Linked DNA regions of Mus musculus: region 1 is linked to region 2. A link is a loop called in an ENCODE intact Hi-C map of the cell type or tissue named here. Cell type or tissue: gastrocnemius. All regions are shown on one strand. Each heading gives the region's core, and the rest is flanking DNA. Links, peaks and the distances in the headings are about the cores only.

Region 1 (16,002 bases), core at 5,758-8,257, 130 kb before region 2:
TCAAGTTTAGTGGAAGATCTTTTCTCAAGACAATAGGATAAAGACTAATAGAGAATGACACCTGTTATCCTTGGGTATACATACCCACACACACACATGCACACATACGCACACACATACACACAGTGAAAGTATATTTAACAATTAAATGTTTAAAAAATAATAAAGACATATGTAAAGATTTTTTAAGAGCCTCTGGACATTCTGGCTTTTTCTAAACCATTTCAGTGACACAACTCTTGCCTCTAAAATAAATAAAAACTCAACATCCTAATCATGGTTTATAGATTTAGACCATAATTCACTCAAGTTTACTAAAAGGCCACTTTGGAGTCTGCCGACCAACAACTTGACAACTTTAATACATTCTCATTATTAATAATAAAAATCTATGTTTTGCAGAACACATTTTCAGACTGGCTTTTGAAGTGCTCCCTAGAGAACCACTACAAGACAGCGACTGATGTGCAGAAAACCCGCCGTTCACTACAGGAAATCATCATTGGCACAGCCATGGGGGCCCTTTCCAGAAGTTCCTTGGGGACTACCATTCTAGGAAGGAAGATGTCTCTCTCTTAGACTCCTCCAGAGGCCTGTCTTTCTGATGTGGGAGCTAATAAAGACAAAAAGAGCACTCCGGGTCTGTCATGCTAAGTGAGATGATGTGGACTATCACCTAGAAAAAGTACACCATTGTCATTTAATAATTGAGGGGAAATAAACTTCAAAGACATTGGCCTCTCTGCAAACAAATGCTGGTTGAAAGCCTGTAGGGTGGGGCAGTGGTGGCTGTGTAGAGGGAAGTTGCGCCTGGGGGAGAGGGATTTCTGACTTGTGAATTCCAAGGATAATTCCAAGAAGTTTGTCAGACTTGGACACACAGACACATATGCACACACATAAAAAGTTCAGAGCAGTGTGTTGGCAGCCTTTGACTCCAGTTCACAATCATACGTACTGCATCATGACCCAGGAAAGACATGTGTGTTTATCAATGCACAGATAAATCAGAGTTTGATAAAATCATAACCTTTGCCATATGATATACTCCATCTACTCTGATGCAGTAATGTAACTGTTCAATAAAATCAGAAGGGAAAAAATTTCAAATAGGGGCACATAATTGTGACAAATTTCAACTTTCAGAATCACAGAGATTTATAGTCTATCGCTTAGTGATGTATAACTTGCAAAGATGCTTTGCGTTTTACAAGCCTCAGTTTCCCCATCTGCAAAATGAGGGTAATAACCAGTATATATTATAAAATAAACCCTCAAATGATAGAGAATATCACCAGAGGATGAAGACTGCATGGGGCTGTGGCTCAGCCGGTGGAGTGCTTGCTCGGCATTCAGAGACCTGGGTTTATCCCCTGCACTGAATAAACTGGGCACAGGGGCACACACTTGTAATCCCTGACCTTGGGAGATGTAGGCAGGAGGATCAGTAATTCAAAATCATCCTCTGCTATAAAGCAAGTCTGAGGCCAGCCTGGACTACATGAGACACTGTCTCAGAAAACATGATGGATGCTGGGTGCAGTTCCTGGATCCCAGCTCTCAACAGACAGAGACAGGAGGATGGTGAGTTCAAGGCCCACATGATATGTGTGTGTGTGTGTGTGTGTGTGTGTGTGTATTATATATATACATATATAATGCAGAATGTTCATAGCTGTACTATTCATGACAGCTGAAAATGAGAATATCACAAATGCCCATCAATAGATGACTGCATAGACAAACACACACTGGATTCTTACACATTTGTAAAAAGGAATGAATTACGGACACACATAATACCATAGATGAAACTTCAAGGCATTACACTAAGCCAAAGCAGGGCATGGAAAGCACACGTTCTGTGAGTTCGTTCACATGAGATCTCCAAAACAGATAAACCCACAGTGACAGAACGAAGCTTGTGTCTGTGACTAAGGGCTGGAAATGGGCAGAAAGTGTTGAACACATTACCTTGGCACCACAGGACAAAAGGACTCCAACAATCCTGTCACACATTCAGTGCAACTGTGCACTTTCAGGTGTTTCAATTCATGTCCTAGGATTTCCATCTGAGAAGGACATTTAATAATGTCTAGGATATAGGTAATGACGTCACCAGCAGTCTCCATCATACAGTTGTAATCTTGGAATGCCGTTGTTTCCAGAGTCAAATGCTCAGAAAGCAGAGGCCTCCTTTAATAGCACTGTGACTAAAAAGACACAAAGCCTCCTCAGAACACAGAAAGAGGGCACAGGAGACATCACAGAAGAGAGACAAAAGCAGTGTGAGAGCCAGAGTTAGCAGAGGTGCTGTGAAACACTGTCCCCTTCACAGGGCCAAAGCACTAGTCAACTACTGCAGCTGGAATTATCCACTCAAGAACACTGGTCAGCTTTTCATCATGTGTGGGGGAGGGGCTCGAAGGCTCCACTCCTCACTGAGAGTCTATGGGGATAGGGAGTGTCAGCCTGGCATGGTGCTAGGTGGCAAGAGGATCTCTGTGAATTTGAGGCCAGCCTAGTCTACATAACAGGTTGTAGGCCAGCCTGAGCTGCAAAGTGAGTCCTTGTCTGTCTGTCTGTATCTATCTATGTATCTATGTATCTATGTATCTATGTATCTATGTATCTATGTATCTATGTATCTATGTATCTATGTATCTATGTATCTATGTATCTATCTATCTATCTATCTCACACACATCATCATCACCACCACCACCATCATCCCCCAAGCCCTCATTCAACAGCGTAATCAACCCACAGGGGCAAAGCTATTCTTTTGTATTTGTAAAACACAAAATTCTTAACTAAATCCACAAGAAACAGTGCTCTCACAGAAACAAGGCTATTTCATCAAGCTGGAAGGAAATTATGAGAGTTGGGGGGGGGGGGTAAATAACAGGAGCCATGTGACACCCTACGGTTAAAGAGGGATATTAAATTAGGTAAGTATGTTTCGAAAGCTACAGGTTAAAATAGAAAAGAGATGTGGTATTTAGTTAAATAACCATGTTACGGCAGCAACAACAGTTTACCTCATTGATAGAAGTTCAACACCCGTACCCAGGGAAAGGACAATTGATAGCTACTCTGTCCAGAACCACAGACATAAATCCACCAGAACATAGTCTTACAAAAGTTGGCAGGGGGTTAAGCAAAACATTCCAAGAAAAACGACCGATGGAAGAGAAAATACTGAGAAGGAAGGAAGGAAGGGAGGGAGGGAGGGAGGGAGGGAGGGAGGGAGGAAGGAAGGAAGGAAGGAAGGAAGGAAGGAAGGAAGGAAGGAAGGAAGGAAGGAAGGAAGGAAGGAAGGAAAAGCATAATGCAAAGACGAGGGGTTGTACCCTAATAATCGCCTAAGAAGCAATTTGCACCCAGCCTAAATAATCCGGAAAAGCGCAGGAAAGCGCCTGCAGATCACGCATGCGCCTCCACGTGGGAAACCCTGTGTGCTCACCGGGTGGAAAACCACAGAGGGGCAAACAGAGAGAAACGGAGTCTATGCTGAGCTAATGGCCTTCCAATCCTTAGGGTAATGCCCAGGCTCCCTAAAAGGGAATTGGGGTCTTACTTGTTTTTCCACTATAACAGACTTATCACAAACTGAGTGGCAGAAAACAACTCTGGTTTATTCTCCCACGGCTGTGGATGCTGCAAGTCTGAAATCAGGATGCCAGCCAGGGCCACACTCTGAGATTTCAGGTACCTTGCCCTGCCTCGACCTATCATCTGGTTCCCTAGGTCATTGGAAAGGCTTCCTTCGCATCAGCTTCAAGTGGCAGTATCCTTTTCTTTAAGAGATACTAGCAGTCTTAGGGTGTGTCTTACAAAAGCTGCATCTTAACTTGTTTACATCTGCAAAGAGCCTATTTTGTTGTATATACTTGTGGGGACAGTGTTCGTGAACAATAAGTGCGTATAGGGGCCAAAGAACAACCCTCCGATCTCATTCCTTGAGTGCCAGACACCCGCTTTTGTTGCTTGCTTGTTGTTTCCTGAGACAGAATTCCTTACTGACACAGAGCTCAAAATGAGTAGGCTAGGCTGGCTGAGCTTCCTGACTCCACCTCACCAACGCTGATCATACACATATGCCCCACATCCAATGGCTCATGCGGGTTCTGGGGATTTGAGTCAGGCCACCATCCTTACCCATCATCCTTCACCAACCTAGCTATTGCCCCAGCCCCGAAGAGAACTGGAGTTACTGGCAGTGGTGAGTTGCCCTATATAGGGAACCAACTGGATCTTCTGTGAGAGCAGTGTGCATTCTAATCATTGAGCAATCTCTCCAGCCCTTTTCATATACAGTTTTGTTGTTGTTTGGGGGTTTTGCTTGTTTTGTTTGAGACAGGGTCTCTCTATGTAGCTATTGCTGTCCTGAAACTCGATGTAGACCAGGATGACCTCAAACTCACAGAGATCATCCACTTTCTGCCTCCCAAGTACTAAACTTAAAGGAGTGTGCCATCAAATTCAGCCACTTTCTGCCTCCCAAGTATTAAACTTAAAGGAGTGTGCCATCAAATTCAGCCCTTTGTAGATAGTGTTTAAGCCATAAAGCGCCATGAATAAAGTTATTGTACAAATGTTATACTTGTACATGTGTCATGTGTGTGTGTATATATATATATATATATATATATATATATATATGTGTGTGTGTGTGTGTGTGTGTGTGTGATCGTATGTGTGTGTATGTGTGTGTGTGAGAGAGAGAGAGAGAGAGCACATGTGTGCATTCTGCAGTTATCAATATGAAAGGATTTTGAGGGGATTTTGCCATTCTGGGACTCCCACTCAGGGCCTGATACATAGCAAGGCAAGCACTGATCCAATGAGCCACAGTGCCCCAACTATATGAAAGGATAGTGAACTAGTTCAAGAGAACCAGTTCCCCAGCCAGGCTGCACTCAGAGTGTGGATGAGGAAAAGCTACAGAGCCCTTGAGTTCAAGTGCAGACTCCCCTGTGGCTCTTGGGTGGAGCTGGCATTTGCTCTGCAGAAGAAACTTCCTTTCTTCTGCCTGGTCAGCTTCCTCATCAATAAGTTGTGCTGACAACGGAAATTCTCCCTAGGGCTGTATAGCTTCAGCTTGCCAGTGTCTATAAAGTGTGAAGTTTTGAGTCACGTTGACCACTGTTGTTAGGTGATCACATCATGGATAAATCTTACCATCTTGTCTGTGGTCCCAAATTCAGCAATGATGTTATAATATGAAAGCCTCTTTATCTTAGCAAAGTAAAGGACAGGGGCAGGCAGGAAGGCAAAAGGGAAGAATCTACACTCTGAGCTGATTCCAATTTCCTCTTACCTCTTCAGCTTAAATTGTCTCTTTACAGGGTCATTAGTTAAGATGTTTTATTATTTATAGGTGTGGCTGTGTTACCTGCATTTATGTCTGTGCACCTCATGCATGCCTCATGCCCACAGAAACCAAAAGAGGGTAAGGAGCCCTTGGGAAGGAGAGTTACAGAAAGTTATCAGCTGTCATGTGGGTGCTGGGAATTGAACCCGAGTCCTTTGGAAGAGCAGCAAGTGCTCTTAACTGCTGAGCCATCCCCGCTGGGCTCCTCTTGGATTACTTTAATTACTGTTATCGTTTTATATTGCTTCTTTCTCTTGAAATAAGAGTCTACAAGGTTGCCCAGGCAGACCTCCGACTCCAAGTCCAAATAATTCTGTTACCCCAACTTTCCCAGTAGCTGAGGCTATATTCCTATTCCTTAAAGAAGACTCTAGGGAGTTTTGTTGTTGTTGTTGTAGAAAATGAATACTTACTTTGTAAGCAGTTGGCTTTATCTGACATTCACCCTATGATTCAAGAATTGAAAGTTTGTTTTGGGTTGGATAAACATGAAGTACCCACTAGATATTGATAACCATTTTTCTTTGGGTAGCTTTTCATTTTGGTTATTCTTAAACATAGGAATGTTGAAAGAATTTAAACAATGAGCATCCCACTAGGCTGCCACAGAAATCTTGCAGCAGTTAAACCTTCAGTGGCAATTGCTTCCTCCCTCACCCCATGCACACATGCAAGATACACACTTTTTCCCTGAGCCAAATTGTAAGCCTCATTCTCCCTTTAGCAGAACTGAGAAAAGGCGTTCTCCTGAATGGTTCGCCAGTATCAGGGGATGGAGATTACATCCCCATATCAGTGAGCACTACCAAGCAACTGCCGATGAGTTCCACCAAAATTTACTGAGGACTTGTTCTCGATCAGTGAGTGAAAGAGATGAGTTTAGCAAACCTGCTTCCTGCCTTCATGGGTGGAGTCTGGCATTTCAAAACAGTCCCTTGGACTCCTCAGTAATTTTGAATGTGCTGAGGGTCAGAAATAGTACCACAGTATATATGTTTCACAGTTAGTTTTGATTCACTACCTATGAAATAGTCATAGCTAACCTGATTGCCACCGAAATTGCTTTTACAGATGCAAGGAACAGTATCCCAGTGCGATGAGCCAAAGAGAGAAAAAGTGCATTGGCTCGATCCAGGCACGACCAGGAAGTGCAGCTTAATGATGGCTCCAGAGACACTGTTGATTTCATTCTCAGGCAGCCTGTCTCTCCATGTGACCAAAGAGGCAGAGACCTTGTAACTCTAGATGCCAGGAACAAAAAGAGGCTTACCCTCCCATCATTCCCAGGCTGGGTCCCGGCCTCTCTCTGAACACTGGTCAAGCTGAGTTCTGTGGCCGCTTGAAATGTTGGTGGAAGGACAGTTGCTTCCAGCTGCTCTAAAGAATGATTCTTCTACTCCTAAGAAAGATTTAGTGGTCAAAATCCACCTGATCACTTCAAGACAGTATCTGGAATCCTGACTCCTCCTCAAGTCCTAGAAATCTGAGGAGCAGCAGACTTAAGGATGCAAGGGCAGGCATGCTCCCAGCCAAAGCAGAAGGAAGCACTTGGTCTGTATGTGTTAACAAGCCAATTCCACTAGAGGTCAGAGCAGTGCACAAAGCAGGGACTCAGGGAAAGACAAGAGGCTACAGGTACCATATACAAACCCCAGGCTGCTGAGCAAGCCACACCCCTCAAAGAACAGACTCTCTTAGCTAGGAAGAGATCTCATCTGATTCCAATCAGACTTCACCATCTCTCTGTTCACATGCAGGCACTACATTGTCTATAGCAGTCGTTCTCACAAGGCTCCCATATCAGATATCTTGCATGTCAGACATTTACATAACGATTTATAATAGTAGCAAAATTATAGTTATAAGCAGCAACAAAATAACATTATGGTCCGGGGTCACACAACATGAGGAACTGTATTCCTCACGTAATTGACTTACATATAAATTACTCAGTAAAGGGGTCACAGAATTAGGAAGGTTGAGAACCACTGCTCTACAGGATTAAAACCAGCAAAAGCCAGCAGCAACCTGAATTCTTCACACAGTGAGGAGTCAGAGTGGAAATTCATGAATTAACAGACTTACAAGCCATTACCGGTCCGTGTGGCAACCTCCCTTGGCTTCTGACTCAAGCACACAATACAAAAGAAATGAAACCATTTCAGAAGTAGGAGATGTTAAAGATTTTAAAACTTCCTCTTTTAGAATGATGTCATTGCTAACTTTGCTTATATGAGGTCATTTTGCTTTATAGGCACAAGCTATAGTAGGAATACAATTTTTAAAAGAAATGTAAAAGATAAGTTTAAAATCCCCACATTTGGGGCTGGAGAGATGGCTTAACAGTAAGAGCACTGACTGCTCTTCCAGAAGTCCTGAGTTTAATTGCCAGAAACCACACGGTGGCTGTCTGATGCCCTCGTCTGGTGTGTCTGAAGAGACTGACAGTGTACCCATATGCATTAAATAAATAAATAAATCTAAAGAAACTATTGTTGAGACTAAACCAGGAGGAATGCAGCCTGGATTATCACTTGCAATGGCAGTCCCTCCTTCTTGCTCTAACCTGATGGGGGATTACAGTTAAAGAATTCCTACCCTTTGTTCATGTCCCCCAGTGTGATGGGTTCAAGGCCAATCTAGACTACATGTGTTGTGCCGTTCAGTGTTCACAAACCCCAAAAGACCACCAAGGAGCCGATCCCCGAGGCCATCACACTAAGGTCTCTACTTACAAGTTTGAGCCCAGGCCACACTGCCATCTCTGACACAGTAGGATGAGAGGGTGAAGCCCAGAGCCCAGTTTCAAGCAAGCATTTATAGCAAACAAGCAAGGGGGACTTCTAGCCTGGCACACATCTGATTGGGAGGGGGGCTAGAGTGGAATTTTGTTGCCCTTTAAAATAATTGGCTGGTGCTGGGAACCAAACCATAAACTTAACTTCCTCTTTCCTCCTGATTGGTGGTCGTTAGGAAGTGAAGTGCCAGGGGCAAGCTTGTAACTTGGATGCACACGTTTGTTGGGAAGTAACCTGGAAACTGGTGCTAGAGAGTTCAACCTTAGGTCAGGTTCTTAAGATGGAGTCTGAACCCAAGATCTGGTCTCTCACATGAGACCTGCCTCAAAAAAAAAAAAATGATGAGGTAAAAATAAAAGCTTAGAGAGGCCAAGCCACACCTACAACTGTTATATGTGAAATATGGAGATCTCACTCTCCGGGGAACCCATGGAGATGATGCCTGATTTTGAATTGGGGAAGAGTCTTAACCTGGACAGCTGCCAGCATAGGCTGAGTAAGAGATGTGCTGCTGTGCACAAGTGGTACCCAGGGCCAGGGCTCCACGCAGCCAACAGCAAAGGGACTCAAACTCTTACTCTGCTGTCCCCAAGCATCTCAGTGACAAAGCATGCTTTGCATCTTTACAGCCTTCCAAAGCAGCACTTTCAAAAACAGGGACAAAGATTCTTTTAACCAAACTCAACCCAGGCTCTCCAGACATTTTTTTCCCCCCAAAGGCCTGACTTTTATAATCTCATGATTACAAACATATTGTTCAGCTTTTGCAAGAACCATGCTAGGTTGTTTTAACTGGAGGCCTCCACCTCGGTATCTGATCACCCTGGGCATCCAATCAGGCTCCTCATTCTCCACTATCCAACAAGTGATACTGATGATCTTGGCAGGCCTTCAGCAACATCGCTAGCTCAGGTTAGCCTGAGCCTCTCTCACCTTGACGTTTTCCCTTACTTAGTGGTCTCCATCCATAGACCCTACCTCACACAGCTATCTGATATGAATTCCCACTTGTCTATTCTATTTGAAATTGGATCCAGTTCTAAACTGAGGCCTCTTTTCACCTATTATCACACTCCTGAGTCAAATCTGTTTCCACTCCTTTGCTCTCTGTCTCTGCTTGTTTGATTGCTTTCTTTCTTTCTTTCTTATTTTCTTTCTTTCTTTCTTTCTTTCTTTCTTTCTTTCTCCCTTCCTTTCTTTCTTTCTTTCTTTCTTTCTCTTGTATTGCTTTTTCTGATTTATTTTTTTACAATAACCAGAGAACTTGATTAAAAGGCTGCCAGAGATCTGGGGGTACAGCTCAATGGTACAGCATTTGCCTGGCGTGAGGCAGATGTTGAGTTCAATCTCCAGTACTGTCTTTTTAAAGTAAAGAAAAAAAGCAAAAGGCTTCCAGGAGCCACCTGAAAGGCAAGAGGACAGGGTAACTGGTTCCATCTCCTAAGAGCCATTCAGCCCCTCTCCACACTGCAGATGCCACATAGTCTGTTTTCCACGGGGCACTTCCCCTTCCCTGCCTATTTGCCCCTTGTTTTATTAAAAGGGAGAGGTGGTTCTGTAAAATAAGACAAAATTACTCAAAACATTTCCCCCTCCTGACCTACTCTTCCCTTGTTCTCTCTTCTTCACCCACCCTTCCCTGTGCAGCACTACTTGAGAAGAATTAGAAAGTGTGATCCTGTTGGAGTGGGTGTGGCCAAGCTAGAGGAAGTGTGTTACTGAGGGTGGGCTTTGAGGTTTCAAAAACCCAAGCCAGGCCCAGTGCCTCTCTTCTACTGCAATCTCCAACATTATAAGCCAACCTCAAGTAAATGCTTTACTCTGTAAGAGTTGCCATGGTCATGGTGTGACCATGATACATGTGACCAAGACACACGCCTTCCTTGTATTTTTGGCCAACATTACAAAAGTCTGATTATATATCAGAAAGAAAATAATTCCATAGATAATCATAAAACCATGTTTGTTGTTGGGGAAAGAGTTATAAATATGGGGGGGAAATGGTATGAGGTATTCATGTGTGTTTATAGTTCTTTGCATATGAATAAGAAGAAAAAGGAATAAATGCACATGTGTTATAGAATAGAGATTCTACCCACTAATAGACAGTTAAGCCTGATTTAATAAGAGTCAGTATGCCTGATACCCAAACACTGCTTTCCAGTCTCTACTTAACAACAATCAAGACTCTTTGGAAAGAAGAGGCTGACTCTAAAACTAAGCTCAACATAGAACATACTTATCAGTAGAAAGTAGGGAAGGGCTCAAAGGATATTGAGGATTTAACACCAAGCAGACATACTAACAAGTGACTTAAGTAAAACATTATTCTGTGTGAGAGATACTAGAAACATCCCTTGAAAATCAGGCACAGGGTAGGACTCCCCCAATGCTGTTCCTGTGCATATTGTGATGGTCAACACCGATACAACTCCTGAAAAGAAACTGAAGCTGCAAAACTGGAAAAGAAAACAATGTCTCTAGTTAGCTGTATAATTAACACTAATTTGAAAGATTACTTGAAAAGAATGTCTACACAAAATTGGGCTGGAGAGATGGCTCCGCAGTTAAAAAGACATATTGCTCTTGCAGAAGACCCAAGTTCAGTTCCCCACACATATATCAGATAGTTCACAGCCTCTCATAACTACTGCTACAGAAGGGATTGAAAGACCGCAGTGGGGAGACCCCCACTCAAGCCCCAAGATGGCGCGCACACCCAAGGAATCATGAGAGACCATCTTTTTTTTTTTTTTTTTTTTTGTGAGCTCCCCTGCACATTCTGGGAATGAACAGAACCTATAACCTTTACAAGAGCAGGGCATGTTCTTAACCACTGGACTATATCCCTAGTCCCATTGTTCATCTTAGTTTACTCTTTCTTTTTTTTTTTCCATTTTTTATTAGGTATTTAGCTCATTTACATTTCCAATGCTATACCAAACGTCCCCCATACCAATGGTATACCAATGCTATACCACCCACCCCCACTCCCCTACCCACCCACTCTCCCTTTTTGGCCCTGGCGTTCCCCTGTACTGGGGCATATAAAGTTTGCAAGTCCAATGGGCCTCTCTTTCCAGTGATGGCCGACTAGGCCATCTTTTGATACATATGCAGCTAGAGTCAAGAGCTCCGGGGTACTGGTTAGTTCATAATGTTGTTCCACCTATAGGGTTGCAGATCCCTTTAGCTCCTTGGGTACTTTCTCTAGCTCCTCCATTGGGAGCCCTGTGATCCATCCATTAGCTGACTGTGAGCATCCACTTCTGTGTTTGCTAGGCCCCGGCATAGTCTCACAAGAGACAGCTACATCTGGGTCCTTTCAATAAAATCTTGCTAGTGTATGCAATGGTGTCAGCGTTTGGATGCTGATTATGGGGTGGATCCCTGGATATGGCAGTCTCTACATGGTCCATCCTTTCATCTCAGCTCCAAACTTTGTCTCTGTAACTCCTTCCATGGGTGTTTTGTTCCCACTTCTAAGGAGGGGCATAGTGTCCACACTTCAGTCTTCATTCTTCTTGAGTTTCATGTGTTTAGCAAATTGTATCTTATATCTTGGGTATCCTAGGTTTGGGGCTAATATCCACTTATCAGTGAGTACATATTGTGTGAGTTCCTTTGTGAATGTGTTACCTCACTCAGGATGATGCCCTCCAGGTCCATCCATTTGGATAGGAATTTCATAAATTCATTCTTTTTAATAGCTGAGTAGTACTCCATTGTGTACATGTACCACATTTTCTGTATCCATTCCTCTGTTGAGGAGCATCTGGGCTCTTTCCAGCTTCTGGCTATTATAAATAAGGCTGCTATGAACATAGTCTCTTCTTGGTCCATCCTTTCATCTCAGCTCCAAACTTTGTCTCTGTAACTCCTTCCATGGGTGTTTTGTTCCCAATTCTAAGGAGGGGCATAGTGTCCACACTTCAGTCTTCATTCTTCTTGAGTTTCATGTGTTTAGCAAATTGTATCTTATATCTTGGGTATCCTAGGTTTGGGGCTAATATCCACTTATCAGTGATTACATATTGTGTGAGTTCCTTTGTGAATGTGTTACCTCACTCAGGATGATGCCCTCCAGGTCCATCCATTTGGATAGGAATTTCATAAATTCATTCTTTTTAATAGCTGAGTAGTACTCCATTGTGTAGATGTACCACATTTTCTGTATCCATTCCTCTGTTGAGAGGCATCTGGGCTCTTTCCAGCTTCTGGCTATTATAAATAAGGCTGCTATGAACATAGTGGAGCATGTGTCCTTCTTACCAGTTGGGGCATCTTCTGAATATATGCCCAGGAGAGGTATTGCTGGATCCTCCGGTAGTACTATGTCCAATTTTCTGAGGAACCGCCAGACTGATTTCCAGAGTGGTTGTACAAGCCTGCAATCCCACCAACAATGGAGGAGTGTTCCTCTTTCTCCACATCCACGCCAGCATCTGCTATCACCTGAATTTTTGATCTTAGCCATTCTGACTGGTGTGAGGTGGAATCTCAGGGTTGTTTTGATTTGCATTTCCCTGATGATTAAGGATGTTGAACATTTTTTCAGGTGCTTCTCTGCCATTCGGTATTCCTCAGGTGAGAATTCTTTGTTCAGTTCTGAGCCCCATTTTTTAATGGGGTTATTTGATTTTCTGAAGTCCACCTTCTTGAGTTCTTTATATATGTTGGATATTAGTCCCCTATCTGATTTAGGATAGGTAAAGATCCTTTCCCAATCTGTTGGTGGTCTTTTTGTCTTATTGACGGTGTCTTTTGCCTTGCAGAAACTTTGGAGTTTCATTAGGTCCCATTTGTCAATTCTCGATCTTACAGTACAAGCCATTGCTGTTCTGTTCAGGAATTTTTCCCCTGTGCCCATATCTTCAAGGCTTTTCCCCACTTTCTCCTCTATAAGTTTCAGTGTCTCTGGTTTTATGTGAAGTTCCTTGATCCACTTAGATTTGACCTTAGTACAAGGAGATAAGTATGGATCGATTCGCATTCTTCTACACGATAACAACCAGTTGTGCCAGCACCAATTGTTGAAAATGCTGTCTTTCTTCCACTGGATGGTTTTAGCTCCCTTGTCGAAGATCAAGTGACCGTAGGTGTGTGGGTTCATTTCTGAGTCTTCAATTCTATTCCATTGGTCTACTTGTCTGTCTCTATACCAGTACCATGCAGTTTTTATCACAATTGCTCTGTAGTAAAGCTTTAGGTCAGGCATGGTGATTCCACCAGAGGCTCTTTTATCCTTGAGAAGACTTTTTGCTATCCTAGGTTTTTTGTTATTCCAGATGAATTTGCAAATTGCTCCTTCTAATTCGTTGAAGAATTGAGTTGGAATTTTGATGGGAATTGCATTGAATCTGTAGATTGCTTTTGGCAAGATAGCCATTTTTACAATGTTTATCCTGCCAATCCATGAGCATGGGAGATCTTTCCATCTTCTGAGATCTTCTTTAATTTCTTTCTTCAGAGATTTGAAGTTTTTATCATACAGATCTTTCACTTCCTTAGTTAGAGTCACGCCAAGATATTTTATACTATTTGTGACTATTGAGAAGGGTGTTGTTTCCCTAATTTCTTTCTCAGCCTGTTTATTCTTTGTATAGAGAAAGGCCATTGACTTGTTTGAGTTAATTTTATATCCAGCTACTTCACCGAAGCTGTTTATAAGGTTTAGGAGTTCTCTGGTAGAATTTTTAGGGTCACTTATATATACTATCATATCATCTGCAAAAAGTGATATTTTGACTTCCTCTTTTCCAATTTGTATCCCCTTGATCTCCTTTTGTTGTCGAATTGCTCTAGCTAATACTTCAAGTACTATGTTGAAAAGGTAGGGAGAAAGTGGGCAGCCTTGTCTAGTCCCTGATTTTAGTGGGATTGCTTCCAACTTCTCTCCATTTACTTTGATGTTGGCTACTGGTTTGCTGTAGATTGCTTTTATCATGTTTAGGTATGGGCCTTGAATTCCTGATCTTTCCAAAACTTTTATCATGAATGGGTGTTGGATCTTGTCAAATGCTTTTTCTGCATCTAATGAGATGATCATGTGGTTTTTGTCTTTGAGTTTGTTTATATAATGGATTACATTGATGGATTTCGTATATTAAACCATCCCTGCATCCCTGGAATAAAACCTACTTGGTCAGGATGGATGATTGCTTTAATATGTTGTTGGATTCGGTTAGCGAGAATTTTATTGAGGATTTTTGCATCGATATTCATAAGACAAATTGGTCTGAAGTTCTCTATCTTTGTTGGGTCTTTCTGTGGTTTAGGTATCAGAGTAATAGTGGCCTCATAAAATGAGTTGGGTAGAGTACCTTCTACTTCTATTTTGTGAAATAGTTTGTGCAGAACTGGAATTAGGTCCTCTTTGAAGGTCTGATAGAACTCTGCACTAAACCCGTCTGGTCCTGGGCTTTTTTTGGCTGGGAGACTATTAATAACTGCTTCTATTTCTTTAGGGGATATGGGACTGTTTAGATGGTCAACTTGATCCTGATTCAACTTTGGTACCTGGTATCGGTCTAGAAATTTGTCCATTTCGTCCAGGTTTTCCAGTTTTGTTGAGTATAGCCTTTTGTAGAAGGATCTGATGGTGTTTTGGATTTCTTCAGGATCTGTTGTTATGTCTCCCTTTTCATTTCTGATTTTGTTAATTAGGATTTTTTCCCTGTGCCCTTTAGTGAGTCTAGCTAAGGGTTTATCTATCTTGTTGATTTTCTCAAAGAACCAACTCCTTGTTTGGTTAATTCTTTGAATAGTTCTTCTTGTTTCCACTTGGTTGATTTCACCCCTGAGTTTGATTATTTCCTGCCGTCTACTCCTCTTGGGTGAATTTTCTTCCTTTTTTCTAGAGCTTTTAGATGTGTTGTCAAGCTGCTAGTATGTGCTCTCTCCCGTTTCTTCTTGGAGCACTCAGAGCTATGAGTTTCCCTCTTAGAAATGCTTTCATTGTGTCCCATAGGTTTGGGTACGTTGTGGCTTCATTTTCATTAAACTCTAAAAAGTCTTTAATTTCTTTCTTTATTCCTTCCTTGACCAAGGTATCATTGAGAAGAGTGTTATTCAGTTTCCACGTGAATGTTGGCTTTCCATTATTTATGTTGTTATTGAAGATCAGTCTTAGGCCATGGTGGTCTGATAGGATACATGGGACAATTTCAATATTTTTGTATCTGTTGAGGCCTGTTTTGTGACCAATTATATGGTCAATTTTGGAGAAGGTCCCGTGAGGTGCTGAGAAGAAGGTATATCCTTTTGTTTTAGGATAAAATGTTCTGTAGATATCTGTCAGGTCCATTTGTTTCATAACTTCTGTTAGTTTCACTGTGTCCCTGTTTAGTTTCTGTTTCCACGATCTGTCCATTGATGGAAGTGGTGTGTTGAAGTCTCCCACTATTATTGTGTGAGGTGCAATGTGTGCTTTGAGCTTTACTAAAGTGTCTTTAATGAATGTGGCTGCCCTTGCATTTGGAGCGTAGATATTCAGAATTGTGAGTTCCTCTTGGAAGATTTTACCTTTGATGAGTATGAAGTGTCCCTCCTTGTCTTTTTTGATAACTTTGGGTTGGAAGTCGATTTTATCCGATATTAAAATGGCTACTCCAGCTTGTTTCTTCAGACCATTTGCTTGGAAAATTGTTTTCCAGCCTTTCACTCTGAGGTAGTGTCTGTCTTTTTCCCTGAGATGGGTTTCCTGTAAGCAGCAGAATGTTGGGTCTTGTTTGTGTAGCCACTCTGTTAGTCTATGTCTTTTTATTGGGGAGTTGAGACCATTGATATTAAGAGATATTAAGGAAAAGTAATTGTTGCTTCCTGTTA
Region 2 (16,002 bases), core at 8,110-10,609:
TTTTGTATTTGATGGCTTGAAGAAGGCACTTGTGTTTGCAACAGTCTACTAAAGTGAGTTTGAAGACACTTAAAGAATGTTCCAGCCAGGCAGTGGTGGCACATGCTTTTAATCCCAGCACCTGGGAGGCAGAGGCAGGTGGATTTCTGAGTTCGAGGCCAGCCTGATCTACAGAGTGAGTTCCAGGACAGCCAGGGCTACAAGAGAGACCCTGTCTCTAAAAACCAAAAAAAAAAAAAAAAACACCAAACAAACAAAAAAAAAAAAACCCCACAAAGATTGTTCCAGGAAAGAAATATCTCAGAAGTTTGAGGAATGTACACTGCTGTTCCTTTTGGGGCCCAAGGATGAGCCATTAGACCAGGCAAGTCGCTGGGAAGCGGGACAGTTGGGAAGTTTCTCTGTAGCCAGCGATGCCCAGCTCCCCAGGGAGCACTCTTCTCAGGGAGCACCTGTAGTCAGTCCCCAGTGACAGTTTTCGCAGAACTGTGTAGACCACTGCTTCAGAGAAAATAAAATGACTGAAGATTTTTAAAGTTGCTGAGAAAAGTAAGAGTTTTAAAGGTGGAAAACAGAAATGGCTCGGAGTTGTGACTGTCATCTCTAGGGACTAGTGTTCTTCTGGTCATGGCCAGATGTTCTGGCCAAAGGATGAGAACAGTGGACGCAGTCTTCCATCTGCAGACAAGGAGCTGGGCTGGTTCCCAGCACAACTGTGTCTGTCCAGCCATCAAACATTTGCATAGAAAATGAGACAAGTTGTAATACTAGTTTTTTTTTTTTTCTTAAAAAAAAAAAGTCCATTTTTTTTCATTGTCTAGATAATACTAAACAGAACAGCCTTCACCCATCGCCCTACTCTACTTACTGGCATTTTGTTTTGTTTGGAGCTTTGATGTGGTTTTGGTTCTTTGAGTCTTTTTCCTTTGTATGTTAGTTGTTAAACTTCATATAATTTTTCTTTGTGAGAACTCTTTCTCGGGTAGGGATTTCTTTTTGGTTTTCCGAGACAGGGTTTCTCTGTATAGTCCTGGCTGTCCTAGAATTCGCTTTGTAGACCAGGTTGGCCTCGAACTCAGAAATCCGCCTGCCTCTGCCTCCCAAGTGCTGGGATTAAAGGTGTGTGCCACCACGCCCGGCACGAGTAGGGATTTCTTAAGAGTTAAAATTTTTTCCACATGGGAGTTACTTTTTACTCTGGGTTTTTTTGTGTGTGTGTGTGTGTGTGTAATATATTTGGTTTTGCTAGGCATGAGGAGCTTGACCTCCCAGTCTTTACTGGCAAGGTGCCTCTCTGGAAACCGGTAACTGCCATGTCCTGATGCTAGCCTGTGTGGCAATGGCTGGTCTTTAAGCTTGCTTAAGTCATAAAAGCAGCACTCCTTCTAGGGAGTGAACAGAGTTCCAAACAAACCAGTAAGAACCAGTGACTCCAGATACTTCCTGCTATAGTTGATGTCTTTGGAAAGGAGCCAGGTTTTGTGGCACGTATACACTCACAGCCACACACTACATGGAGTGATAACATGGACATTGGTTTGGATGTTTTAAAAGCTCAGAATTCTGCTATTCTGGGTGTTGGTTAGTTTTGGTGGTGGGGATTGAACCCAGGACCTTGTTCTGTACCACCAAACCACACTTCCAGCCTCTGCTAATTATTGTTTTTTTTTTATTTGAGTTTAACTTTTGATTATGTGTATGCATATCTGTGTATGGTTATGGGTGAGTGCAGTTGCCTACTCTGTCCAGAAGAGGATGTCAGTACGAGGAGTTACAAGTAGTTGTGAGTTGCCTGAAGAGGGTGATGGAGAACCCTATTCAAGAAAAGGATGTATTCTACCAGAGAGCCATCTCTCCTACACTCTGCCAATGATTTGTTTGTGAGACAGATGGATTAGCACATGTTTATGGTCCCTCCTTATGAGGGGTACCATTGTCAGGTTCTCTGTCTTTGTGACCATTTATCCGACAGACAACCTAGACAGCTTTTGGCTCATGGTCTCAGTAGTGCCAGCCTATTGTGGCAAGGAGGAGAGGGAGCACAGAGGTACATGGTATGGCAGCTAGTAGAGACAGAGGACAATTCAGGCACAAGGACCTTCCCTGGTGACTAATTCCTTCCAGAGAGGACTTATCTCCTGTAATTTCTAGAGCCTCCTAAAATACTGCCACCATCAGGGTCCAGGCTTTCGACACATGAGCCAATAGAGTGTTTAATATTCAATCCATAAATCCTATCTAGAATGAAAAACAGTGGTATTAATTCTGCTAACTAACTGCCTTGCACAGGTTCTTAGTCACCTTGCTAGTGATATGAGGGACCGTCTGAATGAGGAAACTGAGACATACCAGTGATTGGTTTGTTTAGAGACCCTAACAGTAGGTACATACCAGAGACAAGCATTGACACCTTCGTAACTTCTGAGTCACTGATGGGGCAAGTCTATGTATGGCTTTGCTCTGTCTTGTACAGAGTAGCTGTGAAAACAAAGTAGCACAGTGAGAACACAGGAGTGCACACTATCCGCTGTTAATGCATCCTGGAGTAGTTCCTGGAGCCTAGCAAGACCTGAGCATGGGCTGCGGGTGGGCCAGCGGGCCGGCAGGTCGGCGGCTTGTCTTGTTTAGTGCTGCTCACCCCTGAAGGGTAAGGAAAGGGAACTGTGTCTCCCCACAGGTGCTGACACTGGGATGGTTTCCTTGGCTTGTCCCTTTCATATCATGTCTTTGCACATCTGTTTCATAAATTACTCAAAGATTTCTCTGAAAACTTGCCAGATTAAATCACCATTGGCAGCAATCAGAAAGTTGGTGGCTTGTGGGAACAGGACTTATATTTTAGGACAACTTTAGACAAAGAGAAACACATTGGTTTTTATGAATCTCAGAAATTAATACATGAGCTTGGTTAGTGTTGCTTCCTTTACACTGATACAAAATAGTGGGAATTTTCCTAGAGTGTTAGGTATGTGATCTTATAAACAGGGGAACAAATTTCTTGAATGTACATGTTGAAATCTAGGGTTTTGAAATGCCTGCCCTCGGGCTGGTGAGATGGCTCAGTGGGTGGGAGCACCCGACTGCTCTTCCAAAGGTCCAGAGTTCAAGTCCCAGCAACCACATGGTGGCTCACAACCATCCGTAACGAGATCTGACTCCCTCTTCTGGAGTGTCTGAAGACAGCTACAGTGTACTTACATATAATAAATAAATAAATCTTTAAAAAAAAAAAAAAAAAAAAGAAATGCCTGCCCTCCCTCCTTCCCTTCTTCCCTTGCTCCTTCCTTCCTTCCTTCCTTCCTTCCTTCCTTCCTTCCTTCCTTCTTTCCTTCCTTCCTTCCTTCCTTCTAGACAGCATCTTCCTGTTCATCATCCAGGCTGACTTGTGGGTGCTGGAATAATAGGCATAGGTTAACCTAGCCAGCTTACTTTTCACTCTTGGAATTTGTAGAGAGTGACAGGCTAGAACTAGTAGATGGTGCCATCGTCTCCTGTCAGTGGCTGATTGTCCTTCTGTAGAGAACAGATTATGCTGGGACATTGCAGTTACCTCTGTCATGAGTCCTAAAGCACAGTGCTTTCTTATTAGACTTTCTGTTCAAAGTTTCAAATTTTAATAAACAACTGGGAAATTTATAACAAAAACATAGTTTATAGTTCTGTCATGACCCAGTTCTGCTCTCTGCGGTTGGGCTCAAGTCTCTTAGCCCAGCCTCTTATGGTTTGATTTTACAGATCAAGATGATCTCCAAGCTGCGGGCCTTGGGAAAACTGACTCAAAGTCACCTCTGGGGCCAGAGAGATGGCTTAGCTGTTAAGAGCACTTGTACCTGTAGAGAACGTGAGTTAATTCCAGGGATCCAATGCCCTCTTCTGGCCTCAGTCGGTGTCCTTAACCATACATACACATAGTTTCTGTGAACTCTGTAGACGCAATGAGTTGAAGTGTACTGCCCACAAAAATGTCTCATCTTGACAAAATAAGAATGCAGTTGGTTGTAAATATTGGCTACCCCATAGTGAGAAAATAACAGACTGCTCCCACTGTCAGGAGTCTTTAAAGACATTTCAGTGTTCAAACCATAAAGGTAGACAGTTTTCATCTACCAAGCATGTTAGGGTTTTGTTCAGGAAGTCTAGTTTTTCTCACTTGCAGCGTATTGTTAGAGATCCCCCTGGTGAAAAGAGGGGCCTGCTTCTGCAACTTGTTCTCTTGCCTCTCTCTGTATGTGACGACTGACAGAGAAAATACGATGTCTAAGAGAGGAGAAAATTTACTTTTATCTCTTTTTAAGAAAAGATTTATTGGAACTAGAAAATATTCTGGGTGAGGTAACCCAGTCACAAAAGAATACGCATGGTATGCACTCACTGATAAGTGGATATTAGCCTAAAAGCTTGGAATACCCAAGATACAATTCACAGACCACATGAAGTTCAAGAAGAAGGAAGACCAAAGTGTGGATGCTTCAGTCTTTCTTTGAACCGGGAACAAAGTACTCACAGTAGGAAATACAGACACAAAGTGTGGAGCAGAGACTGAAGGAAAGGTGATCCAGAGACTGCCCCACCTTGGGGGTTCATTCCTTATACAGACACCAAACTCGGACACTATTGTGAATGCCAAGAAGTTCTTGCTGACAGGAACCTGATATAGCTGTCTCCTGAGAGGCTCTGCCAGAACCTGACAAATACCGAAGTGGATGCTCACAGCCGGCCATTGGACTGAGCATGGGGTCCCCAAGGGAGGAGTTAGAGAAAGGACTGGAGGAGCTGAAGGGGTTTGCAATCCCATAGGAAGAACAACAATATCAACCAACCAGACCCCTCAGAGCTCCCAGAGACTAAACCACTAACCAAAGAGTACACATGGCTCCAGCTGCATATGTAGCAGAGGATGGCCTTGTCGGGCATCAATGGGAGGAGAGGCCCTTGGTCCTGGGACGGCTCTATGCCCCAGTGTAGGGGAATGCAAAGGCAGGGAGGTGGTAGTGGGTGGGTGGGTGGAGGAACACCCTCATAGAAGCGTGGGGGGGGGGGATGGGATGGAGGGTGTTCTGGAGGAGAAATCGGGAAAAAGGATAACAATTGAAATGTAAATAAAATATCCAATAAAAAAAAGAAAGAAAAGATTTACTATTTATTTATATGTGTGCCTTGGTGCCAGAAAAGGTCAGAAAAAGGTATCAGGCTCCCTGTAACTGGAGTTCCAGGAGCTTGTGCATGGACTGCACAACATGAGCATTGGGAACTGAGCCGTCCTCAGTAAGAGCAGAAAGTGCTGTTAACATCTGAGCCATCTTTCTAGCTTCCACTTTTTTCTTCTTCATCAGACACTTTGTATTTAATATATGCTAAAAACCAAACCAAAAATAAAAGTCAGTGACTGAGACAAGATTTCAACAGAAGTTCCCTTGGGCAGAACAATGCCTGTTGCCCTTGATGTCCTGTATTCACTAGAGTGCTGCAGCATTTAGAGAGATTGTGGCCTGAGACAGGGGCTTGTCACATAGTGCAGGCTGCCCTCAACCTCTTGATCCTGATAACTCTGTCTCACAAGTGTTCCAGGAGTGTGACTATGCCAGTATGAAGATTGGTATTTATCAGGGAGCGAAACTGTTTCAAAACTGGATTTTCAGCTGTCCTTTAGAAGTTCTTGAGGAGTCCAATGCTTTAAGAGGTGACATTTCCTCCTCAGGACTGGTTTTAGTGTTGTTCCAGTTGTGGGCATTTGCATTTGTCCCGTGGCTTATTCCCACAGCACTGGGTGCAAACTTCAGTTACTATGCTGCAGCACTTAACTATCCAAACCAAAGACCATCACAAGTGTAAGGAGTGTCCTGTGTCCTAACCTGTAGGACAGTTACAGCGGAGGCAACTGGCACACAGAATTTGTTGTGCACTTTAGTAGGATTGTATTGTTTCCCGTGGCTAGAGTGTAAGAATGCTCATCAGGGTGGACTGGGGAAATTGAGGGAGTATAAAGGAAATAGTATGGTTTGAAATTGGTGCTTGGAACTAAGTTATTGGGTCTGTTTCTGTCTGTCTTCCTGTGAAATGTGTACACCTGCATATAACAGAACATTGAATTGTAAGCTTAGACTAGAAGGGTGGTGCTCTGTGAAGATACAAACCCGTTTGACCCCATTTGGAAAAAAGACAGAGTGGGAACAATACTTGCTACCGCAGTGCTCCTCCGTTCACAGCTGGACCTGAGTTGTGCCCACACTTCTTCCCTTCTGCTCTGTGGATATTTTCTAGTAAAGCATGCTTTTATGCTACGAGCATAAAAACTACTTGATTGGCAGTTGCCCAAGTGCTGGGAAGCCTGCTTTCCTGCTCTTCAGCAAAGCCAAGTTCAGACATTTCTTTGGAGTTTGTGTGTCCAAAAATTGATTACAGGGCCCCCTCTAGTGACTGAAATCAACAAGGACACAAATCTCTCCCAGACCTGGGAAGATTTAGAATTAAGCTACAGGGAAGTAAATTTTTTTAATTGTTTTTAATTTTTATTTTTAAAGGGAATTTTTTTTCATTTTTAGAAGGTTATTGATGTCAAGAATAGGTCCAAGATTGAGGCTATCCAAACAACAGCGGGTCAAAAGCTCTATTTACCTTTTTAGAAATCGGTGCTTTAAAATGGAAATGGAATAAGGCTGTGCTACACAGGGTTCTTTGTTGTTTGTTACGGTTGTTTCTGGCTTAATGAAGCTTTAAAAAGTTTTTTTTTTTTTTAATCTAGAGTTCTTTATGATATCAACTTCATTTTTTGATCATTTTTGAAAGCAGCAGTTTTATTGAAGAAGGAAAAAAAAAGCTTTAAAACAGCATTCTCATGAAAGTATTAGGTTTTTGCTGTCCTGGTAACAGCATATGATCCTTCTGTGGATGTCCTTTATACCCAACGGTATGTTTTAATGGCTCCTTTTGTTTCTCAGTTAAGGAAATGAGGAAATTCTTAAACTTCTGGATCTCTGCCATCTCTCCTAAACACTCACCGCCCCAACACACAGGCCTTCAGCTACGAGCCTTTAAAGGGCTCTCATTTGACCCTCGGGCCTTTGTAGCTTGAACAAGGAAAGCAGTGTTCCAAGAGCCCTAGCATTGCTGAATGCTCTGGTGAAAATATTTCATGGACATGGAGTACAGGCGCCTTCATCTTATAGTGGAGATCTCTGTGACAAAATGCAAGGGTGGATTATAACCCTGTTTGGTGTGGTTCATCTTCCCAGCTACGTTTGAATGCTTTTAGCTGCCCACAACCATGCAGTCTTTAGCCACCAGAATAAACAAAAGTGTCAGATCCATCATTTTGTATTATCTTAAATTGTAGATCTGGTTTTGGCTGGCTTGCCTTCATTTTGTTTCCATTGTTGATAAAAATTAAGGAGAAGAGCAACACCATTATTTATATATAAATTGTTGTCAACAGAATCATCTCTGGAATATTAGGAAAATTCATTAAAAGTCTTCAAGAGCCCCAAAAGTTGTGGGTTCCTAAGGAAATAACTTTTAGTTATATTATCGCATTAGTTGTGCAGTTGGAGGGGGTGTCCCTGGCATTCAGGGGACACTTTTCTTGGTAGAGTCCTGTTGTGGGTGTCGGTGTAGGAGCTGCACTGTTTGTTCTGTGACCTGACCAACTGTCTATATGTGACTGTCTCAGTGCTGATGTGGATCTGTTTGTCAGTGACTTAACTAAGCTAAACTCCTTGAAGGAACGAATGGCAGCAGACAAGGTCTAAAAGCGCTGAGCCTTGATCCTTCCGTATTTAGAAAACAACTTTTGATGACTTTTAAAAAGCCACATAGCAAAAGAAGGGAGGATATATGAGTAGTAGCTATCTAAATCTGATTTTATTCACTCATTTATTAGTTTTGATTTTGTGTTGCTGTGTTCATCTGTTAGAACACACATTCAGTAGTAATGGGAACTATATACATCAGATGAACTCACATTTTTATGGCTTTTCTTCCTTCAGATCCCATACACATGGCTGTTTAAAAAAAAAAAATCAAGTGTTTTGCTGTCTTGTGTCTTACCCTTTGAAAGCGTTCTTTCTTGCTATAGGATGGCTCTCAGTTATTAACTGAGCATCACCTGTCTGTCAGGCAGGAGAGCAGCACCAGTTTCTATGCTGTCTTTTGAGGTGTACAGAGCCTCTTCCCAGTCTACAGTTGAAACCAAGGTTAAAACAAAACTGCTTCATGAAATGGGGTTGGAATCAGGTTTTCTGTCTCCCATGTTCTTGTCAAAAAACTAGAAGTCTCAAGGAAAAGTTAAATATCATTTCCCAGTAAAATATTATGTAGCCAGTGAAGGTGTGAGGTTTACAATAACTAATAATTAAGTTTTTGTTAGAGAAAAACACTGATACAGAAGGAAATGTTGGTAATAGTTTTAAACAGTTGTAGAATATTCTCTTTGTGTTATGTCTTTTTTAAATGTCACACAGAATTGTCCACTGTAATTTAGTGTAAGAGAACAGAATTCCTATAAACACAAACCCGACCTCTTGTAAAGCACGGGCAGAGAGAAGGTGAACATCCTGGCTCTGTGATAGACTTGAGCGTGTCCGTTTGTCTTTGAGATCAGACCATGTCTCCTGGACTTGGGCCAGGGCTGATGACATTCCTCTGCATTCTTGAAAGCTAAATTCTTAAGATAACTTAAGTGTGTAATGTCGTGTCTTTGGAGTAGCCTGTGAGCAGAGCTGCCCCCCACTCCATAGATGTGGCTCATTAAGACATACGTTAGTATCATTTAGTTTTCATGTGTTGCTCAGTTTTGATGCTAATCTTTATGTATCTATATGTGTGTGTGTGCACATGCACATGTGCATTTTCCCTCTGCAGCACCAATGTGGTTATGAATTACTCAGAGATTGAGTCTAAGGTTCGAGAAGCAACGAATGATGATCCCTGGGGACCTTCTGGGCAGCTCATGGGAGAGATTGCCAAGTAAGTGGTAATTTGACTCAACAGTACAGAAAGAATCAAAGTGTCTTTACACAGAAAGTGAAGTTTGCTTTCAGTTTTAACCTGTTTAACTATCAGCCATATGTTCTGCATAATCCATTTTGATTAGTGTGGAGAGTTTTATATAGGTTCCATTCCCATTAAAAATTAGCTTTTAATGATGCGTCAGCCAAGACTTAATAGCTTTCCTTGCAAATTTTGAAGAACACGTATAAAATATTTGAAGTAAAAAAAAATCACACACTTTTTTCTTGGTGACAATGTGGGGCACTGAGGCCATGAAGAAAAAGCTTGCAGGATGGCACCGTGATTCCTCATGATGTGCTGTGTGTTGTGAAGAATAAGAGGAAGTGTGTTTTAGGAGGAGTGTCATTAAAATTTGATTTCGGCTTATTTTTTTTCTAAGCTGTTTGGGTAGTCCAAAGAACCTAGAGCAAGGCTGCCATCTATTGTCAGATTTATGCTACTACAGATGCTTAAGGAAACTCCTCTCTTTCAGGGCTACCTTTATGTATGAGCAGTTCCCAGAACTCATGAACATGCTTTGGTCCCGGATGCTAAAAGACAACAAAAAGAACTGGAGAAGAGTTTATAAGGTATGGTGGAAGCCTACAAGAGCGAGTGTTGACATGACTGTAGTCCACTAAGTTTCTAGACTTTTCCGAGACACACACTGTTTTCCAGTCATAAACAGCCCTTCATAGTACAGAGTGTGTTCAGACTTATGTTCTTCTAAATATTGAAGATTTTTATTGTTTCTTAAATTTTTTCCTACTAAATCTGTTGAGGTGTTTTGAGTATTTAATCTCTACTCATATGCAAGTTTGCTACTTGACTGTTTAAAATTAAAAACCAGTCTCATGTTTGTCACCTCTGTAAACAGCTTTGTTTAATTTGTGGTTGGGTGATAGCACCATTCCGCTCAGCGAAGTCTATAAGCTGGGACTGGCACTGAGAGTGAGGTGTGCAGACTTCTGGCTTCACCTGTGTGTGGACTTTTCCTCGGATTCATCTCATTTTGATTCTGTATTTCTAAAGCAAGGTGATGGTCTTCCTAGTTAATCATGTTTTCCTGCTTCTCAAAACATGCTGTACGCCAAAAGGATTCACTCTCACACGTAGCAGACCACAGCAGTGTTCACATTTGCAACGTGACATTTTGACTCTCAGAATTAAAAACCTGTTTTAACTAGAATTTTGTTGTTACTGTTACTGTTGTTGAGTGTCTGAGTGTAATGTGCCACTGTATGTGTGTTTGGAAGTATAGGGAGGCCAGAGCTTTGCTCCTGTGTCTTCCTCAGGCATTCCATTTTATGAGCAGAGTCTCACTGAACTCAGAGCTTTCTGATCCAGCTAGCTTGCTTGGGATCCCTGTCTCCTCAGAGTAGAATTACAGGTGGCAGCCAGGCCTGCCCAGCTTTTTATGTGGGTGATGGGGATCCAAGCTTCTATACCAGTGTTTGCATGGTAAGTACTTTATCCACTAAGCCGTCTCTTCAGCCCTCCCCCCTGTTCTAATTTGGTGAGGGTGCTGGGGAGAACAAAGTCTCTCTTTGTAGCCCTGGCTAGCCCAACTAAGTATATAGACTATGTCTTAAACTACTAGAAATCTGTCTGCCTCTGTCCCCCAACTATTAGGATTAAAGGCATGTGGCACCATGTCCAGCAAATTTTGTGATTTTTATGATGTTTGTTTCCTAAAATATTCTCTGAGATTTCTATAAATTGTATAATTTTTCTAAAATGGGGGCTTTTAAAGATTATTGTACTTTTTCAAAAGATTAGGAAATCTGAGTAAAATGGCTACAGGGCAACACTCTCAACATTTAGGTGGCTGAGGCTGGAGGATTACCGTGAGCTAGAGGCCATCCAGAGAGGCATGATGAAACCCTGTTTCGAAACCAACCCCCCCAGATTACTTACTATTAAGTGTGAGTTTGTGCCCTCAGGGTCACCACCCTGCACAGACCTGAAATCATAGTGAAATGAAGTTTTAGGTGAAAAAGCAGAGGAGTGTTTCCTGCTGCGTCACCAGCTTGTGAAGAGCCCTGCTGCCTAATGCCAGCCCGGCCATCATTGCTAGGTGCCTCTGACTCAGCATCTAGCATGCCCACTTAGTTAGCATCCCTTGGCTTAACAATTTTGCAAAGTTTTCCTTCTGTTGAAATCTTTTGAAACCTCATTAGCATCAGAATTGGGTTTTCTCACAGGACACTGCTACAGGGTCCTACAGGGTCTTGTAAAGACAAAAGGATCCTCCCATGTCCCTAGTACTTAGGGGAGTGGCTCCAGAAGGCCAACAGCGAGAGCCAGGCCACTCCTGGAAATCCCATGATTTGTTTGACTAGTGTTAGACTTCAGAATTACTAGTTACTTTAAATCTTAAAGTAGCCATTGCCTAGGTAGTTTGTAATTATTTTCTGTACTAGGAACGTGAGGATGAAGTTCGGACTGTCTTTCGGTCAAACAGAAAGGAGAGGGCACACTCCTCACCACCAGCATCGAGTAATGTTGGAGTTTGTGTTTGTGTGTAACTGTGTACCACTGCTCTTCCAGAGCTTATTCCATTCAGTCATTTGGTGCTTTATATTTCCACAGTCGTTGCTGCTCCTAGCTTACCTCATAAGAAATGGATCGGAGCGAGTTGTTACAAGTGCCAGAGAACACATTTATGATTTGCGATCCCTGGAAAATTACCACTTTGTAGGTGAGCAATAGAAAACCCTCATAAGCAAATTAAAACAGTAGTTGGAGTTGTCAGTCACCTGAACCAGCTTGGAAGCTTCTCTGCTCTAATTAGCATGTGACTCTTGCTGGTTGTGTGACGAGTGCAGAATCCAAGGCGTGGGGCCCTAGAGTATTAATTAGTGAAGACAGGAGCTTGCAGAAAGGACTGGCTAATAACAACAGAACCAACACAACATGAGTGTTGGGGTTTATATTAAAATATGCACTGGAGACTGGTCCCCTGTGGTGTCCATAAAGGAATAGCTTTAATCATGTGGGAAGAGAAGGTTAGAGCTCCAAAACACACACATCTGTTTGAAGCCAGGCCCCCTCCCAGCAGATAGTCTGTACTGCGCGAGGCCAGAGTGTGTTCTGAATGTGAAGGCAGCACAGGGCAGGGAGCGTTTCCTTTGGAGCCTGTCTTCCTTGTGACTACTATAAAATAGCAGGCTTTAGTTGCACTAAGTCCTAGTGATTAGTGTTCCCAGTCTTGGGGAAACAAGATATTTGGGGTGCTTTTGGGCCATCAGAGTGTTAAAAGTGAGTGGTCATTCTTTATTTGTTAAAATATGATAGAAACCACTTTGAGCTGTGTGCATTCCGTATGTCATCATGTGTAATCCTTTCAGTAGGTCATCAATTGATCTTGTCTAGTTCTGCTGTCTAGGGTCATAAGTCAAATTAGAATTTAATGCCATAATCTGCCTCCTGAAAAAGTTTAAAATTTGACATTATTTTTGTAAGTAGTTTCGTTTCTATTCTTTTTTGAGTTTGGTGCACACTAAGGGAGTTCTTACAGTTCGTTTTCTCCTTAATTGTCCTTAAGATGAGCATGGCAAGGATCAAGGTATAAACATTCGACAGAAAGTAAAGGAACTGGTTGAGTTTGCACAGGATGATGACAGGCTTCGAGAAGAGCGAAAGAAAGCAAAGAAGAACAAAGACAAGTATGTCGGGGTCTCTTCAGACAGCGTTGGTGGATTCCGATACAGTGAGTATCAGGGCCAGGCCACTGCCACCGCTGTCCCAGCTTACTTGGCTTTGTCTGTATCGTGAGAGTCAGTGAAATACCAAAAACCAAAATCCGGGGGTGGGAGGGGTGGGGGGCGGGGTTCTAGTAATACACAGAATTCTAAAATATATGTGGTATCATTTTGACTCCTGTTTTCCCAGATCTTCTAAATCTTTCTGTTTTTATTGTGGATCCAAAATACAGGGTGTTAGGTAGATACTGGCTAGTTAGATAATTTAGAGAGTAAAGAGGATGCATACCCTCTTTAGGATTAGTCTTTTTACAGAAGAAAACTCTTCACAGCTCCAACCAGTCAGTTTGGTCTTTCTAACTCAAAACTAGGTTAGCTATGGTTCCAAACAGTAAGTCCACAAAGCCTCAGTTCCCTTCTCTTAATTTAAGCAACATATAGCCCAGTCAGAAAAGATGGCTGACCGTATTGTCAGCTCTCTTGTGTGTCTGTGGTGCTTTCTTTGCTGTTAATGACACAGTGAAGAGCAGTTCAAAGCCAGATATGGTATGCACACCTGTAATCCTAGCACTTGAGAGGCTGGAGCAAGAAGTAAATTTGAGACTCGTCCTGGCTGCACAGCTAGACCCAGTTTCTCTCTCTCATTTTACCCACAAGGTAGCTTGAACTTGAGATGTTTCTAATATTTATTGTTAGTGTGAAAATCATACATTAGATGATGATTTGAAACACAGGAGATAAAAATTATCATTATCATTAGATGATTTAAAACACAGGAGATAAAAATTCTTTTTGAGAGTGTGTCTCTTGGGCCTGTCCCATCTCGTGTGAGCTGTGACAGTGCCTGGCCAGTGTGTGTATGTGCGGGCCAGTGCAGCCTTAGTGCCACTCAGGGAGGCTCCCCCCCCCTCCAGCATCTGCATCTGCTTTGTGGACGTTTGGATTCTTTGAGGTTGTACATTTTTTCAGTGGATAGCAGCTCAATTGCTGCTTGCACCTTACTTCCTCCCTCCAAGGGCTTGGGTCCCATTCTGTTATAACACTACATGAAACTGGACCCAGAGAATTCAGAAAGTTGAGCGAGCTTGCCAACCAGGTCACAGTGGGTTGGCTCAGCTTCTGTGTGGGGGTGGAGTTGAATGGTGTGTTATCCGTCTTTGTTAGTTTTTGATGGTTTTTGGACTTTCGGTAGCTTTAACTGACTAGTTTACTTCTGGCATCAAATGATGACCTTCATCCACTCGATAGTTTACTCATTCTACAGCAGTTAGGTGTGAGCACTGGCTTCACGCTGTTGTGAAATATAATGCTGCAAGGGGGTACCTGGTGGGCCCGTGCCAAGGTGTGCCCCTGAGAAATTACGCCATAAAGTAGACCTGGTGTAAAGGGAAGTTACTGGGGAAAGGAGAAGAATGTGGGCCTGGAGAAGCGGTAGAGGCAGACAAGTGGACATACAGACAGGCAGACAGATGAGGGCAGAAAAGAACAGAAAGAGAACTCAGAGAGAGAGAGAGTTGTGGACAGTTCATGCACCCACAGCTGGTGCGCCTGGCATAAGCCATTGCTAGGTCCCTCGGGTGAGCCTTGTGGAGGTGCTCATAAGCTAACACACATGACCTGGCCCGTTCCTCTGAGCTGTGTTCCTAGTTCCTACTACACATTTTAAAATCGGTAAACTTTTCCTGCAACATTTAACCTCCAGGTTCTGGCAGATAGTTCAGCAATGTACATTTAAGAACTTTCCCTAAGGGCACCTGTGCCATCGTACTCTGTCAGCAAGGGCTCAGTGTTCCCTTTAGCTGCCCTTCTTGGTCGCTTCCCAAGCTGCCCGCATTCTCATCTCAAACCTCATGTGAGTTCTCTCCATCCCAGTTTGGCTTTTTAAGTTAAGTTTGGAGATGGAGATAGGCAATTTCTTTGTGTCCATAATTCCATCTCCACCGAGCTCCAGACAAGCACCAGTGCAGATCATGGTGTTTGGGTTTTACATCGTTGCAGTCTTCACCTTACTCCAGACTCATTCAGAGGCTCCTCAGATGCACCAGTACTCGGGCGCTCCTGCTACTCAGAGCAGCTTGGAGCTGCTGGGCATAGTTGTAGTTCTAAAGGCTGCAGATTTGGAGAGTTAGAATTCTTTTTATAAAGTTACAGGGTTCTTCCCACGTCTCAGTCCACTGAGTTGCAGTCTTTGTAGTTTAATACTAAAGAATGGGGTCTTTTCAGCTAATTGGATCATGAATCTCAGACCGGAGTACTTTTAGGGAAACAGTGCTTAAGTGGTTAGTCAGTTGCTTAGTCGTCAGTTTCCTTCCCTCCTCCTCCTCTGCATTCATACGTCTGTCTGCTCTTCCTTCTCTTTACCTGTTCTGAGCTGGTGACCTCACTGTTGTGTTGCACTGGACGGCTTTGGACTCCTGCTCAGATGGTCACTGAGCTTCACTCTGGAGCAGTCTAGAGCACAGCCTCCTGCCGCCGGGTCTGCCTAGCTTGCTTTGAATGTGTGCTCACCCCTCTACCTCATTCTCATCTCCATCTCCCTCTCCCTTCTCTCTGCCCCGCCCCCACCACACCCCCTTCTTACCTTGCTTTGTGGTTTGGGTTTTGGGAGCACATCCTGTTGTGCTGGAGCCTGGGCTGTCCTAGAGCTTGCACTCTCTCCTCCATCTCCTGAGCATGGGCATTACAGCATAGACCACAATACCTTGCTTTACTTCCTATTTAAGATATTGTTGTTGGCTTATACTTCTCTAAAATGAAGAACCATTAAGATAAGAATAAAATAGTCATTGAACTCATTGGATGACTTTAGAAAACTGGAAAGTTTTTCATTAGTCTTGTGTCTGTGGAGTGTCTTTTGTATTACTCCTGTAGCAGTGTTCAGGGGCTGTGACATCATCATGAAGAAAAGCTGTTGAATCTGCATTCTTGACAGTGACTGCCATGGACTGCACCATGCTGCACTTGTGTGGCCCTGTGGGAGATGTGTTTTCCCTTAAGGAGACCGTCCGTATTAGAAGGAAGGGCACTGGAGCCTTCCGAATGGAATGTCCTCACTTGTTTGTCTTTGTTGTTGACACAGATGAGCGGTACGATCCTGAGCCCAAGTCCAAATGGGACGAAGAGTGGGATAAGAACAAGAGCGCGTTTCCGTTCAGTGACAAGCTGGGCGAGCTGAGCGACAAGATCGGGAGCACGATCGACGACACCATCAGCAAGTTCCGGAGGAAAGACCGGGAGGACTCTCCGGAAAGGTGCAGGTGGGCCGCCTCTCCACCGCTTGCCTGAGGGCTGCGGCCTTTACACAGCTGTGTGC

What was found. Peaks named below come from ENCODE experiments on the same cell type or tissue, not always from the same donor. Only the 100,000 strongest peaks of a DNase experiment are listed, where the experiment ranks them.
Region 1: a loop joins it to region 2, with 6 times the contacts of the local background. A loop is called at or near these places in 23 of 42 quality-filtered maps.

The regions. Positions count from the first base shown.
Region 1 is chr11:45,745,443-45,761,444 of GRCm38, forward strand. It overlaps Gm39816 (a long non-coding RNA gene), which reads right to left and starts at 7,501. Exons shown (of 7, transcript XR_879813.2): 1 at 7,463-7,501; 2 at 6,648-6,776. In gastrocnemius, for the core only: a CTCF peak has its summit at 6,964 (motif pointing right); a DNase peak (open chromatin) is centred at 6,958; H3K27ac peaks cover 696 bases.
Region 2 is chr11:45,874,854-45,890,855 of GRCm38, forward strand. Clint1 (clathrin interactor 1) reads left to right here. Exons shown (of 12, transcript NM_001045520.4): 2 at 8,857-8,961; 3 at 9,479-9,575; 4 at 11,578-11,686; 5 at 12,533-12,697; 6 at 15,769-15,946. Among named protein-coding and RNA genes, the nearest start is that of Clint1, 31 kb to the left of the region's middle. In gastrocnemius, for the core only: a CTCF peak has its summit at 9,437 (motif pointing left); a DNase peak (open chromatin) is centred at 8,625.